Regions from separate parts of the Homo sapiens genome. Here region 2 is linked to region 1. Evidence: read pairs that join two places in POLR2A ChIA-PET (ENCODE). Cell type or tissue: GM12878. All regions are shown on one strand. Each heading gives the region's core, and the rest is flanking DNA. Links, peaks and the distances in the headings are about the cores only.

Evidence for each region. Peaks named below come from ENCODE experiments on the same cell type or tissue, not always from the same donor. Only the 100,000 strongest peaks of a DNase experiment are listed, where the experiment ranks them.
Region 2: POLR2A ChIA-PET joins it to region 1 with 10 read pairs; 1 of 35 experiments calls an interaction of 5 or more read pairs at or near these places.

What each region holds. Positions count from the first base shown.
Region 1 is chrX:155,173,372-155,183,871 of GRCh38, reverse strand. No RefSeq gene overlaps it. Among named protein-coding and RNA genes, the nearest start is that of VBP1, 38 kb to the left of the region's middle. In GM12878, for the core only: a CTCF peak has its summit at 4,067 (motif pointing right); a DNase peak (open chromatin) is centred at 4,213.
Region 2 is chrX:155,227,959-155,233,022 of GRCh38, reverse strand. VBP1 (VHL binding protein 1) reads right to left here. Exons shown (of 6, transcript NM_003372.7): 4 at 4,541-4,639. Among named protein-coding and RNA genes, the nearest start is that of VBP1, 14 kb to the right of the region's middle. In GM12878, for the core only: no CTCF peak of the experiment used is centred there; a DNase peak (open chromatin) is centred at 1,652; H3K27ac peaks cover 613 bases.

The DNA of each region.
Region 1 (10,500 bases), core at 3,276-5,775:
ATTGGAAAAAACTACTTCAAAGTTCATATGGAACCAAAAAAGAGCCCGCATTGCCAAGTCAATCCTAAGCCAAAAGAACAAAGCTGGAGGCATCACGCTACCTGACTTCAAACTATACTACAAGGCTACAGTAACCAAAACAGCATGGTACTGGTACCAAAACAGAGAAATAGACCAATGGAACAGAACCGAGCCCTCAGAAGTAATACCACACATCTACAACCATCTGATCTTTGACAAACCTGACAAAAACAAGAAATGGGGAAATATTCCCTATTTAATAAATGGTGCTGGGAAAACTGGCTAGCCACATGGAGAAAGCTGAAACTGGATCCCTTCCTTACACCTTATACAAAAATCAATTCAAGATGGATTAAAGATTTAAATGTTAGACCTAAAACCATAAAAACCCTAGAAGAAAACCTAGGCAATACCATTCAGGACATAAGTATGGACAAGGACTTCATGTCTAAAATACCAAAAGCAATGGCAACAAAAGCCAAAATTGACAAATGGGATCTAATTAAACTAAAGAGCTTCTGCACGGCAAAAGAAATTACTATCAGAATGAACAGGCAACCTACGGAATGGGAGAAAATTTTTGTAATCTACCTATCTGACAAAGGGCTAATATCCAGAATCTACAAAGAGCTTAAACAAATTTACAAGAAAAAATCAAACAACCCCATCAAAAAGTGGACAAAGGATATGAACAGACACTTCTCAAAAGAAGACATTTATGCAGCCAACAGACACATGAAAAACTGCTCATCATCACTGGCCATCAGAGAAATGCAAATCAAAACCACAATGAGATACCATCTCACACCACTTACAATGGCGATCATTAAAAAGTCAGGAAACAACAGGTGCTGGAGAGGATGTGGAGAAATAGGAACACTTTTACACTGTTGGTGGGACTGTAAACTAGTTCAACCATTGTGGAAGACAGTGTGGCGATTCCTCAAGGATCTAGAACTAGAAATACCATTTGACCCAGCCATCCCATTACTGGGTATATACCCAAAGGACTATAAATCATGCTGCTGTAAAGACACATGCACATGTATGTTTACTGCGGCATTATTCACAATAGCAAAGACTTGGAACCAACCCAAATGCCCATCAATGATAGACTGGATTCAGAAAATGTGGTACATATACACCATGGAATACTATGCTGCCATAAAAAAGGATGAGTTCATGTCCTTTGTAGGGACACAGATGAAGCTGGAAACCATCATTCTCAGCAAACTATTGCAAGGACAGAAAACCAAACACCACATGTTCTCGCTCATAGGTAGGAACTGAACAATGAGAACACTTGGACACAGGAAGGGGACCATCACACACCGGGGCCTGTCGTGGGGTGGGGGGAGCAGGGAGGGTTAGCATTAGGAGATACATCTAATGTAAATGATGAGTGAATGGGTGCAGCACACCAATATGGCACATACATACATATGTAACAAACCTGCATGTTGTGCACACGTACCCTAAAACTTAAAGTACAAAAAAAAAAGAATAATTTGGGCCCTTACCTCATACCAGGGACAAAAGTTAACTAAAAATTAATCAAAGACCTAACCTTAAGAACTAAAACTATAAAAATCTTCTAAGAAAAGAAAGGGGAAAACTTTGATGACACTGGATTTGGCAATGAATTCTTGGATTTGAGACCAAAAGTATAGGCAACAAAAGGAAAAATAGATAAATTGGAGTTTATCAAAATTAAAAACCTTTGTATAATCAAAGGACACTTTTAAGAGAGTCAAAAGGTAACTCATAAAATAAAAGAAAATATTTGCTAATTATATATCTGATATAGGGTTAATATCCAAAATATATAAAGAACTTCTGCAAGTCAACAACACCAAAGCAACCACATTAAAAAATGACCAAAGGATTTGAACAAAAGTTTCTTCAAAGAAGACATACAAATGGCAAGTAATCACATGAAAAGATGCTCATCATTAATCATTAGGGCAATTCAAATTAAAACCACAATGAGATACCACTTCACACCCATTAGTATGGCTATTGTTATGGACTGAATATTCCTGTCCACTCCCCCAAATTCATATGTTGAAATCCTAACGCCTAATGTGATTACCATCACATTAATAGTTGATGGTAATAGGTAATAGGTAATAGGTGATGGGGCCTTTGGGAGGTAATTAGGTTATGACAGTGGGACCCTCATGAGTGGAATATAAAGGACCACAGAGAGCACTCTTGCTCTCTTTCTGCCACGTGATGGGTACGGCAAGAAGTCTGGAAACCAAGAAGAGGACCTTCACCAGGCAATAAATCTACTAGTGCCTTAATATTGGATTTTCTAGCCTCTAGACCTGTGAGAAATAAATTTTTCTTGTTTAAGCCACCTAGTCTATGGCAACTTATTATACCAGCTCAAACTGACTAAGATAGCTGTCATCAAAATCACCCACTCCCAAAAAACACAGAATATAACAAGTATTGAGGATGTGGAGAAATTTGAACTTTCATATGTTGCTGGTGGAAATGTAAAATGGTACAGTTGCTGTAATAAATGGTATGGTGGCTCCTCAAAAAATTAAATATGAAATTACCAGATGATCCAGCAATTCCACCTCAGGATATAGAATCAAAAGAATTGAAAGATTCAAACAGGTATTTGTGCGCTAATATTCATGGCAGCATTATTCACAATTGCCAAAAGGTTGAAACAACCCAGATGTTCTTCAACAGATGAATGGATAAACAAATGTTATATATTATGGAACCATTGTTTAAAACTCAAATGTCCAAAGCAATCTTGTGCAAAAAGAACAAAGCTGGAATCATCACCCTGTCTGATTTCAAACTGTATTATAAAGCTATGATAATCAAAACTTCTATGCTATGGTACTGGCATAGAAGTAGACACATTGACCAATGGAACAGGATAAAAAGCCTACAAATAAAACTATGCATTTACAGTCAATTGATTTTCAACAAAGGTGCCAAGAACATTGATGTGGTTTGGATTTGTGTCACCACTCAAATCTCATGTCAAATTATAATCTCCAGTGTTAGAGGAAGGGCCTGGTGGGAGCTGACTGGATCATGGAGATGGATTTCCCTCTTGCTGTTCTCATGATAGTGAGTGAATTCTCATGAGATCTGGTTGTTTAAAAGTATGTAGCACCTCCCTCTCACTTTCTTCCTCTGGCTCCGGCCATGTAAGATGTACCTGCTTCCCCTTCTCCTTCCACCATGATTATAAGTTTCCTGAGGCCTCCCCAGCCATGCTACCTGTACAGCCTGCAGAACCATGAGCCAATTAAACCTCTTATCTTTATAAATTACCCAGTCTCAGGTATTTCTTTACAGAACTGTGGAAATGGACTAATACAAACATACAATGGGGAAAGGACAGTGCTTTCAATAAATGGTGCTGGGAAAACTAGATATCCACATGCGGAAGAATAAAATTGGACCGTTATCTCAAAATTTTGTCATTTGCAACAACCTGGATGAACCTGGAAGACATGTTAAGCTAAATAAGCCAGGCACAGAAAGACAAACACTTCATGATCTCACTTCCATGTGGAATCTAAAATTTTGTCAATCTCATAGAATGTTAGTTTCCAGAGATGAAGGGTGGGGAGGGATGGGGAAAGGAGATATGTTGGTCAAAGGGTACAAAGTTTGAGTTAGACAAGAGGAATAAGTTTTAGTGCTCTACTGCACTGCATGGTGAACATAGTTAATAATGTATTATATACTCCAAAATTGCTAAAAGGATATATTTTAAATGTTCTCACTGCAAAAAAAAAAAGGTTAAAAAGGTGAAGTGATGAATATGCTAATTAGTTTGATTGAATCTTTCTACAATGTGTACATACATCAAAACATCACATCATACTCCATAAATATATACAATTATAGTCAATTTAATTAATTAATTTTGAAAATGAAATTCTAATACATGCTACAACATGGATAAACCTTAAAGATATAATGCTGAGTAAAAGAAACAATAGGACAAATACTGTTCTGCAAGAGCCAACTATCTGAGGGAGGGAAACATTCATTTCCATTAGGTGGAGCTATGGCTCCATAAGGGCAGGGACAAAAAATGTTTTTTAATAAATCTGTCTCTGTCCTACCACCACTCAAAACCTTGACTTGTCTTTATCACAGAAGTGGGTGGTTTCTGACCAGGAAACTGAAAAATACCAAAGGGAAACTTTATGACTCCTTGGCTCACTACCACTGTCCCCATGCATGGGTGGTTTTAATCTTGAGCATAGCAAAGACTCTGATTACTAAACCAGTGAAGAAACCAATGTGCAGGTCCACAGCTGACCACTGAGTAGTGCACATGCAGGACAGACCTGAAGAACAGCACAGAGGCTGTGGAAACTGAGCTGACATTAGAACCAGGGACCAGAGAAGCAGCTAAAACTAGCTGCTTAGACCTAATCAGGTGAAACACCTGTTAAAACACAAATATCAACATTTTCCATAAAATTTAATAAAAGATAGAGTCTTACAAAATAACAGTCAATATGTACAAGATGCAATCCAAAATTACTTGGCACATGAAGAACCACAAAAATCTCAATTTGCATAGAAAAAACAATCAACAGATGCCAATGATGAGATGACACAGATATTGGAATTATCTGACAAAGACATTAAAGTGGTTGTTATAAAAATAATTGAATGAGCAATCATGAACACTCTTGCAACAAAAGTTAAAATAGAAAGCATTATCAAATAAATGGAAGATACAGAGAAAAACCAAATGGAAAGTTTAGAACTGAAAAATACAATAACACAATTAAAATATTCCATGGAAGGACTCAATAACAGAATGGAGATGACAGAGCAAAGATTCGGTGAACTTAAAGACAGACCAGTAGAAATCATTCATACTGAAGGACAGAAAAAAAGATTTGAAAGAACCAAACAGAGCTTCAGGGACCAGTGTTACAACATCTAAACATCTAGTATTTGTGTTATTGGAGTCTGAGAATAAGGAGTGACTAAGCGCAGTGCTGAAAAAGTATTTGAAGACATAATAGCAGAAAATTTTCCAGTTATTCCCAAGTGTGGCAAAAGACATAGAAATGAAGGATCAAGCTGAATAGACTCCAAACAGCATATGCTCCCCCAAAACCCATGCCCAGACATCATCACCAAACTTCTGAAAATGAGAGACAAAGGAAAACATCTTGAAATCAGCCCCAGAAAAAAATGACATAGGCTATAGGAGAACAATGATTTAAATGATTGTAAATTTTTCGTCAGAAACCACAGAGGCCAGAATAAAGTGGCACATTTTTCAAGTGCTGAAAGAAAAGAATTATCAATCCAGAATTCTATATCCAGTGAAAATTTGCTTTAGGAATAAAGGTGGAGTAAAGCCATCCTCAAGTGAAAGAAAAATAAGAGAAGTCATAGCTGAAATTGCTAACAGCAGAACTTCCATTGCTAATGGAAGCTCTTCAGGTAGCAAGGGAAATTATACCAGAAGGAAACTTGAAATATCAAGAAAAAGGAAGAGCAACAGAAATGTCAATTATCTGGGTAATTATACTAGACTATTTGTCCCCTCTTTTTTTTTTTTTTTTTTTTTGAGATGAAGTCTTGCTCTGTCACCCAGGCTGGAGTGCAGTGGCACAATCTCAGCTCACTGCAAACTGCGCCTCCCGGGTTCAAACGATTCTCCTGCCTCAGCCTCCCAAGCAGCTGGGATTACAGGCACCCACCACCATGCCCAGCTAATTTTTGTATTTTTGTTAGAGACAGGGTTTTGCCTCATTGGCCAGGCTGGTCTGAACTCATGACCTCAAGTGATCCGCCCATCTTGGCCTTCCAAAGTGCTGGGATTACAGGTGTGAGCCATCGCTCCTGGCCACTCTTGAGTTCTATAAAACATGTTTGATGGTTGATAACAAAAAGTGTGAGATTGTCTGCATGGTTTTTCGATGTATGTAGATGTAATCGATAGACAACTATAACATAAAGGGAAGAAGGTAAGCTGGACCCATATGGTGCTAATGTTTCTACATTCCAACTGAAGTGGTCAAATATTGATTCTAAACTCACTGTGAAATGTGTTTGGTAATTGCCAGATTAAGCATTAAAGGAAACTACACGAAGATATAATTCAAATCACAATATATAAATTAAAATGGGATACTAAAAATTGTTGTGGGCTTCCCCAGTTCCCCCAACTTTCTTTCCGAGTCTTGACAGAAAATCACAGAGTGACTTGATCACTTTGTGACCCAGCCCACTCCAGGTTTTTGCCAGGAGGCCTGAACAAAAACTGGGGCCTTGAACATTCCCAGGTGCTAATAAAGGCATCTAGGTTGTTACCCAAAACACTGAAAAAAAAAAAAAAACTGGCCCCACGACTGAGCCAAATTTGTTAAACCCTAATAAAAACTCCATCCCCTGCCCCTGTATCTGCAGACATACCAGTCCATGCTTTGGACTGATCACCCTGGCACTTAGTGCTTCTGTCTTTGGAATCCCAAACAGTCCCATCTCAGGACAGTTTGGGGCACTCCATTGTGGGAACTCCTCTGCTCCTGCTTTTGAGGTGACTCCAGCCACAGGTCCTGTGGGACAAAACAAATGTTCAAAGAACCCAGAAGGCAGGAAAGAGGAAACAGAGGAACAACAACAAAAATAGAGGGGATAAACGGAAAATAATAAAATGGTAGACCTAAATACAAACATCAATAATGAAATTAAGTGCAATTGCTCTAAATACACCAAATAAAAGACAGAGGTTGTTAGAATGGATTTTAAAAATAATCCAACTCTGCACTATAGACAAGAGACTCACTTCAAATACAATGATATAGGCAGCTTAAAACTAAAAGAATGGAGAGAAGATATAATACACAAACACTATTCAAAAGAAAGCTGTTACATTAATATCAAAGTAGACTTCAGAGCAAAGAAAATTGCCAGGAATAAAGGGGAACATTACTTATTGGTAAAAGGATCAATCCACCAAGAATACATAATAATCCTAAATGTGTATACACCAAATAACAGAGCTTCAAATTATATGAAGCAAAAACTGACCAGACTGAAAGGAGAAATGAACAAATCCACAATAACTGGGAACTTAATACTCTACTCTGATGTCTAGACAGAAGGACTTTGCAGAAATCAGCAAAGATACAGAACAATGCAATCAACCTACAGGATCTAATTGACGTTTACATACATACATAACATTTCACCCAACAATGTTCACAAAAACAGACCATCTCATGTGTCATAAATCAAAACTTAGCAATTTAAAACAATTTAAAGCATACAAAATATTCTCTCTGACCACAAATGAATTAAACTAGAAATCAATAACAGAAAGATAAGAGAATTTTCCAACACTTAGAAATTACACAACACGGCCAGGTGTGGTGGCTCACACCTGTAAGTCCAGCACTTTGGGAGGCCAAGGAAGGTGGATCACCTGAGGTCAGGAGTTCGAAACCAGCCTGGCCAACATTGTGAAACCCCATCTTCACTAAAAATACAAAAACTAGCCAGGCATGGTGCCGGGCACCTATAATCCCAGCTATTCAGGAGGCTGAGGCAGGAGAATTGCTTGAGCCTGGGAGGCAGAGGTTGCAGTGAGCTGAGATCACGCCATTGCACTCCAGCCTGGGTGACAAGAGCAAAACTCCATCTCAAAAAAAAAAAAAAAGAAAGAAAGAAAAGAAAGAAATTACACAACACATGTCTAAATAATGGGTCAAAGAGAAATTAGGAAATATTTTGGACTGAGTGAAAATGAAAATATAACATAATAAAATGTTTGGTTTATATCAAAGCAGGGCTTAGAGGGAATTTTATAAAATTAAACACTTGTATTAGAAAAATATCAACTTGATAATCTAAATTTCCACCCCAAGAAACTAGAAAAAGAAGAGCAAAGCAAACCCAGATCAAGCAGAAGAAAGGAAACAACAAAAAGTAGAAATCGATGAAATTGAAAACAAAAAAATCAATAGAGAAAATTCACTGAAACTAAAATTTATAATCCTTGTATTAGTCTGTTCTCATGCTGCTGATAAAGACATACCCGAGACTGTGTAATTTACAAAGAAAAAGAGGTTTCATGGACTCACAGTTCCACGTGGCTGGGGAGGCCTCACAATCATGGTGGAAGGCAAATGGCACGTCTTACATAGAGGCAGATAAGAGAGAATGTGAACCAAGCGAAAGGAGTTTCCTCTTATAAAATCATCAGATCTCATGAGACTTATTTACTACTGTGAGAACAGTATGGGGGGAACCACCCTCATGATGCAATTATCTCCCACCAGGTCCCTCTCACAACACATGGGAATTATGGGAGCTACAATTCAAGATGAGATTTATGTGGAGACACAGCCAAACCATATCAATCCTCTAAGCAAGGCAAAAAAAAAAAAGAGAGAGAGAGAAGACATAAATCACCAATATCAAGAAATGAAAGAGTAGAGATCACTACAGTTTGCATAGACATTGATTAAAAGGAAAATAAGAGAATACTATGAACAGCTCTATGCATATAAATTTAAACTAAATATTTATGTTATTTCTACATTTCATCTTCTTTACTGCAAACCCCTTTCTTTGCTGTACCTTTTCTAGTATTTCTTAGTCATCTGTGTCTATTTTCTAAGCATCCATTTCCCTCAAATTGCCTTACCTTGTTTTCAAATCTATTGCAGTAGCACAGCCACAACTTTCCTCAGTATGCTTCAAAGTTACTCCTTCCTTCTTCCCAAACCCTACCAAAATTTTCATTCCTAGATATAGCTCAGCTGGATATTAGAAAAAGAAAAGTCACTATCTACTCAAAAGTTAATGTACAGTTTGTTATATCTATGAAACAAGGAAGTTTTAAAGCAAAATCATACAAAAAATAGCACAGGTCCACAATCCTATATTTTAAATCCTTGGGATCAAAAGTGTTTTGAAATTCACAATGTTTTGTACATTAGAAAGACAATTTAGAAAATGCACATAAAACATATGATGTAACACCTCAGGGGGGATGGGATAGTACCCTATAATCAAATGCATTAATATTTATGCAGCAAAATGCAAACAAGATCATAAATAGTGACTATAGACTCATTATAGTTCAGATAACATTTTGCAGCCAAAAGAGTTTGTCACAAACCTTAACTAAGTAAGTAAACTTGTTGTCCAGAACTTTTTGAATTTTAAAATTGCATATAATGTATAGGGGATCTTATCTTTCAACTTTCAATCTATTAGCAAGTCCTATTAATTCTATCTGTGTATCTCTGAAATCTCTTTCTTTCAATGTCCACTGTCACTACTCTAGACCGGGCCACTTGAGACCTCCTGCTTGGATAACTTGAAAAGACTTTCTAATTGACTTCTTCGCTCTGTCTTACTTGCCTACTATCCATCTTCCATACTCTTCCCAGACTAATCTTTCAAAAATGTAAACATGATCATGTTATAGCTTTGGCTCCCCACTGCCAATAAGATAAACTCTTATACAAGTTCCTATGAGTTCTGGCCTCTATTAACCTCTCTAGCTTTATCTCTTATTGCATCTGTCATATATTATGCTACAGCCATGTTAAGCTGTTTACATTTTTCTGAATAGTCCATGTAGTTTTCTGCTCCCTCTGCTTGTGATGCCCTTGCCCTATTTGTCAACTGGTTGGAACAGGAATTAAAAGAAATTTGGCCGGGCGCGGTGGCTCACGCCCGTAATCAACACTTTGGGAGGCCAAGGTGGGTGGATCACGAGGTCAGGAGTTCAAGATCAGCCTGGCCAAGATGGTGAAACTCCGTCTCTACTAAAAATACAAAAAATTAGCCAGGCATGGTGGCACACACCTGTAATCCCAGCTACTCCGGAGGCTGAGGCAGAGAATTGCTTAAACCTGGAGGGGTGGAGGTTGCAGTGAGCCAAGATCACACCACTGCATTCCAGCCTGGGCGACAGAGCGAGACTCCATCTCAAAAAAAAAAAAAAAGAAATTAAAGAATGTGTAAGCAGAAACTCAGTTGTATGTAAGAAAACCCAATTCCCCCTGAGAAAGAGAAAGAGCTGGAGTCCTTTAAAATTAACTGTCTGTTTTTCTGTGGCTAGTGAGCCTTATCTCTCCTCCTTTCCCAGGCATTGTGAAGACCCTGTTTCTCTAGCTGTGCAGCTGCAAGGTCATTAAAAAGATAAACTCAAGTCGTAAAACATGTTTTTCCTTAAAAAGTAAGAAATGATGTAAAGCATGTCTCAATTAATTGAATAACTGTCATTGTTTCTTGCTTCTGTAATATGCTTCCCCCTGCACAGATCTCTCCCCACCCCACAAAATGCTTAAAAGGTAACTTAACTCTTTGTTCAGGGCTCAGTCCTTTGGATGTTAATCCGAACTGGGCTGGTGCACCTAAATAATAAATATCCTCCTAACCCCATTGGTCTCTCTAGTTCCTTATCAATCCCGCTACATGGTGACTATCAATTTACCTCAT
Region 2 (5,064 bases), core at 379-2,878, 52 kb before region 1:
GGCGTGTAGCAGCAGTTCATTCCTCCTCTGTACTGTATAGTATTCCACAGTCTGAACACATCATGATTTACTCATCCATTCGACTATGATGAACATTTGGGTTGTTTCCAGGTTTTGGTTACTACAGAGTTGATATGAACATTCTTATACCTTTCTTTTAGTTAATATTTATACATTTCTTATATACAGCAAGAGGCAGAAAGAGATAGAGACAGGCATGGAACTGCTATGGCATAGGCAATGCATATGTTCTGCTTTAACAGATACTGCCAGTTTCCCCAGTGGCTGTGTCCATTTACACCTTCACCAACAGTAAATCAGTGTTCTCACTATTCCATGTCCTACCATCACTTAGTATCACCCTACCATTCCGGTGGGTACACAGTGAGATCACATTGTGCTTTTAATTTGCATTTCCCTGTTTACTAATGAAGTGGGACAACTTTTCATATGTTTACTGGCCATTGGGAGGCCCTCTTTTTGGAAGTCACTCACCCATTATCCTGAGGAGTTGCTTATCTTTCCATGTTATCCTTAACAAAAAAGTTTTCTAAAAAATTTAAGTATATAAATATTAGGAAAAAAATGTTTGCAGATTTGGTGAAAGGAGTACACTGTTAAGATAAAATTATAAATATCTGATAAAGTCGATTACATTAAAATTTAAAACTTCTAAGAGCTACCACAAAAGACAAGTGACAGATGAGAAAAAGTATCTGCAATATTAAGAGAAGACTGTGCATCCGAAATACATAATATATAAAGAAGACCTAAATGTCTATCAAAAAAAAAAAGAAAAAGAATCCAACAGAAAAATGGAGCAACAACATAGTCAGGAAGGGAAACAGAAGAGGAAATACAAATGAGCATTTTGTCATACAAAAACCTATAAGATGATACTATTTTCACCTATAAAACTAGCAAAAATCTAAAAATGTGGGTGAGACTGTTAATAAAAGGGTATTTTTATATACGGTTGGAGAAAATGAAAATTGGTAGTCTTTTCTGGAGAGCAATTTGATAGTATCCATCAACATGTTAAATGTGCATACTCTTAGACACAACAATTCCATTTCAAAGCAGCATACAAAAATATGCCTTTGTATACAAGTCTATATGTGCAAAAATATTTACTACAGCACCGCTCACTGTACAAGAAATTTTAAAACAATCCAAACACCCCTTGACTTGGGAATATTATCACATAGCCCTACCACAGAATAGTAAGCCAATAAAACCAAGGAGGCAAACTCTGTGTCTACTCACAAATAAAGACATCTGTGCTGAACAATATACAATATATATCCCATTTTTGTAAAAACAATTAACAAAATTCCAAATATTTAGGTACATACAGATGTACAGACATGATTAAAAGTGGGTGCATCTGGGGATGGAGCAGTAGCCTGCTGCTTTCTATTTGCTCTTTGAACCATTAGCATGTATGAACTCTGATGAAAAACTAACAAAAATGTCATTCACCCAAGAAAAATTTTTACTGAGCACTTATTATGTGTCAGGGAACTGGTAAATACACCAATCAATAACATATCAGGGAGTGCTAAGTACTTTGAAGGAAAACAATACAAGATAAACAGTACAAGTGAAACCAAGAAATGCTGACAGACAAGTCATAGCAGGTCCCTGGGGGAGCTAACAATCAGAACTGAGAACTCAAAGGATTGAGTGTGAAGAACACAGAAGTAGAAATGTGGGGCCACACTGGCAGGTTCCAGGAACAGTTAGGGGGCCACCATGGCTACAGCAGAGTGAGCAAAAGAATGAGCATAAATGAGTGCTGAGAGGGAGTAGGGCTGTCCTGTGGAAAGGACACCTCTGTATTCCACCCTTGGTGACAGGGAAACCACTGGGGTCTTGAGCAGAAAAGCGGAATCATCTGACATGTTTTAAAAGCACTACTCTGGCAGCTTAAGCAGAAGAAAGAGCTAGAATAAAGGTTCTGAGGCAGGGCCATTCCCAGCATGCTCTAAGTCTGGCAAGAAGTCCAAGTGTGGCCAAGCGAGGAAGTAAGAGAAGAACAGAGAGACTGGACACGGTGGCTCATACCTGTAATCCCAGCACTTTGGGAGGCCAAGGTGGGCAGATCACCCGAGGCCAGGAGTTCGAGATCAACCTGGCCAAAATGGCAAAACCCCGTCTCTACCAAAAAATTTAGCTGGGCATGGTAGCACGTGCCTGTGATCCCAGCTATTCAGGAAGCTGAGGCACAAGAATCGCTTGAGCCCGGGAGACAGAGGTTGCAGTGAGCTGAGATCACAACACTGTACTCCAGCCTGGGCAACAGAGTGAGACTCTGTCTCAGAAAAAAAAAAAAAGAGAGAAGTAACAGAGAGTACCAGGATGTATAGGAACTTGTCAGCCACTCAAAGAACTTGGACTTTTCCTCGGAATGTGATAAGAAACCATTCAAAGATTTTGGGCAGAATAATGGAATGACCTGATTGAGATTTCAAAGGATTAATCTGACCACTGTGCTGGAAAGACTTTAGGAATTCCAGCAAGGGCAGAAGCAAGACAGTGAATTAGGGTATTATTATGGGTTAAACAGTGTCCCCAAAAAAGATACATTTAAGTTTTAACCCCTTATACTAGCGAATGTGACCTTACGTGGAAGTAAGGTATTATGGATTGAATTCTGTCTCCCCAACAAAAAATAAGTTGGACTACTAACCCCCAGTAGCTCAGAATGTGACTTTATTTGGAGATAAGGTCTTTCAAAAGGAGAAATTTGGACACATGCATGCACACATGTGAAGATGAAGGCGGAGATCACAGTGATGCTTCTACACATCAACATGCCAAAGACTGTCCGCGAACACCAAAGCTAAGAGAGGAGGCTAGAACAGATTTTCCCTCACAGCTCTCAGAAGGAATCGACCCTGATTCTGGGGCTCATCACGGACTTCTGGCCTCCAGAACCATGAGACAGTCCATTTCAGTTGTTAAAGCCACCCAGTTTGTGGTAATTTTATTATGGCATCCCTAAAAACTAATAGACAGTATTCCCACAGTCCTGGCAAGAGACAAAGGTGGCCTGGACCATGGTAACAGCAGTAAGGAAGTGAGAGATAGTTGGCTTCTCAATCTATTCAGAAGAAGGAACCAGTGGGGTTTGCTGAAGGACTGGTTGAGAGATATAAAATAAAGAAGAGTCAAAGAAGACTCAAAGATTTTTGTTCTGAGCAACCAGGCAAAAGATTCTGCCATTTACTGAGATGGAGAAGATTGTGGGAAGTGCCAGTCTATGAGTGGTGAAATGAGGATTTAAACATTCAAGAGGAATGAAAGAAGAAAAACATGAAAAGAGCAAGAAGAGCTCAGCAAAGAAAATGAAGAGAAAGAGAAACAGAAGAACAGTTACAAAAGACAGAGTAAAAGCAACAAAACAGAATAACTACCAGGGAAAACACAAAGTCATGGGGAAGCAGCCAGAGGAAATCACACAGAATGAAACACATCGAATAACTGAAAACAGAGAACATGATAGGTACTGAAAACAGATAAAGGAGATCGAACATATGCATATTTATTATTCCCAAAAGATAATAAAAGAAATGGGGCAAAAGTCACATTCAAGTACACAACAGAAATTATCTTTCCTGAAATAAAGTAACACTTGAATTTGTGAATCAAAAGGTCATGCAATTTCTACAAAAAAACTGAATACAGAAAATCATTGAATCCTTGGACACTCAGGTGTAGTTGCTATGCTTCAAAGTTATTTTTTAAAAAGCCTTAGTGATAAATTATAAAAGATAAATACTGAAATGCAGATTGTAGAGTGAAATATAAATGTTGTACAAACTTTGAGCAAACCTCCTTGGGCTAATCTAGAGTGCCTCTCCAGAGTGATCCTACAGGACAGCAGCTAGGGGAAATCCTCCCCGTAGGACAGCTGGTAGAAGTACACTTGGCTTGCTACTTTGTATGAGAACTTGCCTGAGGTAACAAGATCCACAGACAGGTAGCTGGATAGTCAGAGGACTGAGAAGAGCAAAATAGGTAAATCACAGATAAGCTCAATGAAATCATCTAAAACTGAAATACATGGTTTTAAAAAATAAACTCTAACCTCAAACTTTTTGCAATACTCTTTTTCCCCTTAAATTGAGAGGGATCTTTCTAGAATTATTAAACTCTTATGGGAAGAAGCGTTTATCTAAAGTTCAGCAGTACCTTCTATTTTACTTCTATTGCTCTTCCTCCATTATATTTAAGAGAGATAAAGCACTAACTGGAAGAGAAGCAGGGTTTGTTTGATCAGTTTTATCTTGATTGGGAGAGACTTCAGTATGTTTTTACTGCGATCTTCATCGCACTTCTGATTCTAGTCAATTTCTAATATGAACCACTTGGACTCTGTCCCTTTGTCCCTTCCACAATCAAAAGGAGATGAACACTTTACATATCTCGAGCAATACTACTAAAATACTAGCAAATACTAGCAAAACCAGTGTGTTTGCTACAGAAAACACACTGGTTTACAAATATATCAGCTGTGGCTATAACATTTACTTACCCCCAACCACAGACACACTTTATCGGTAGGAGGAACTGAAGCTTTGCAATACAGGTTATCTGCCAGCAAGAATCTGGTCTCCATTGAGTTGGTGGACTCCTTCAAAACAAAAAAAAAAATGACAGTACCATAAACAGGCCAGTTTGATACCAAGGTTATAAAGGAGAGATTGCACAGTTGAACCTAGGACATTTAAAACAGTACCATCATGCAGGCTAAGTGTAGTGGTAAAAGAAATGAATGCTAGACCCAGGTGGCTGGGTATGGACTCTGGCTCAGCTACTCACTAGCTGTACAAATCTGGCATCTCACTTAACTTCTATATCTCAGGTTCTTCATCTGTAAAATGAGGATTACAACAGTCCCTACACCTATGAAGTCAGTGGTAAGCACTGAGTATACACAGACACACACACACCCCCGAGTGCCTGACATACAGAGAAGGCATTATTGTAAGAATTAGCCATTCTTCTATTATTTCATTGGTGCTTCATGCCCAATCAATCAGTTGCTGAAGTCTTACA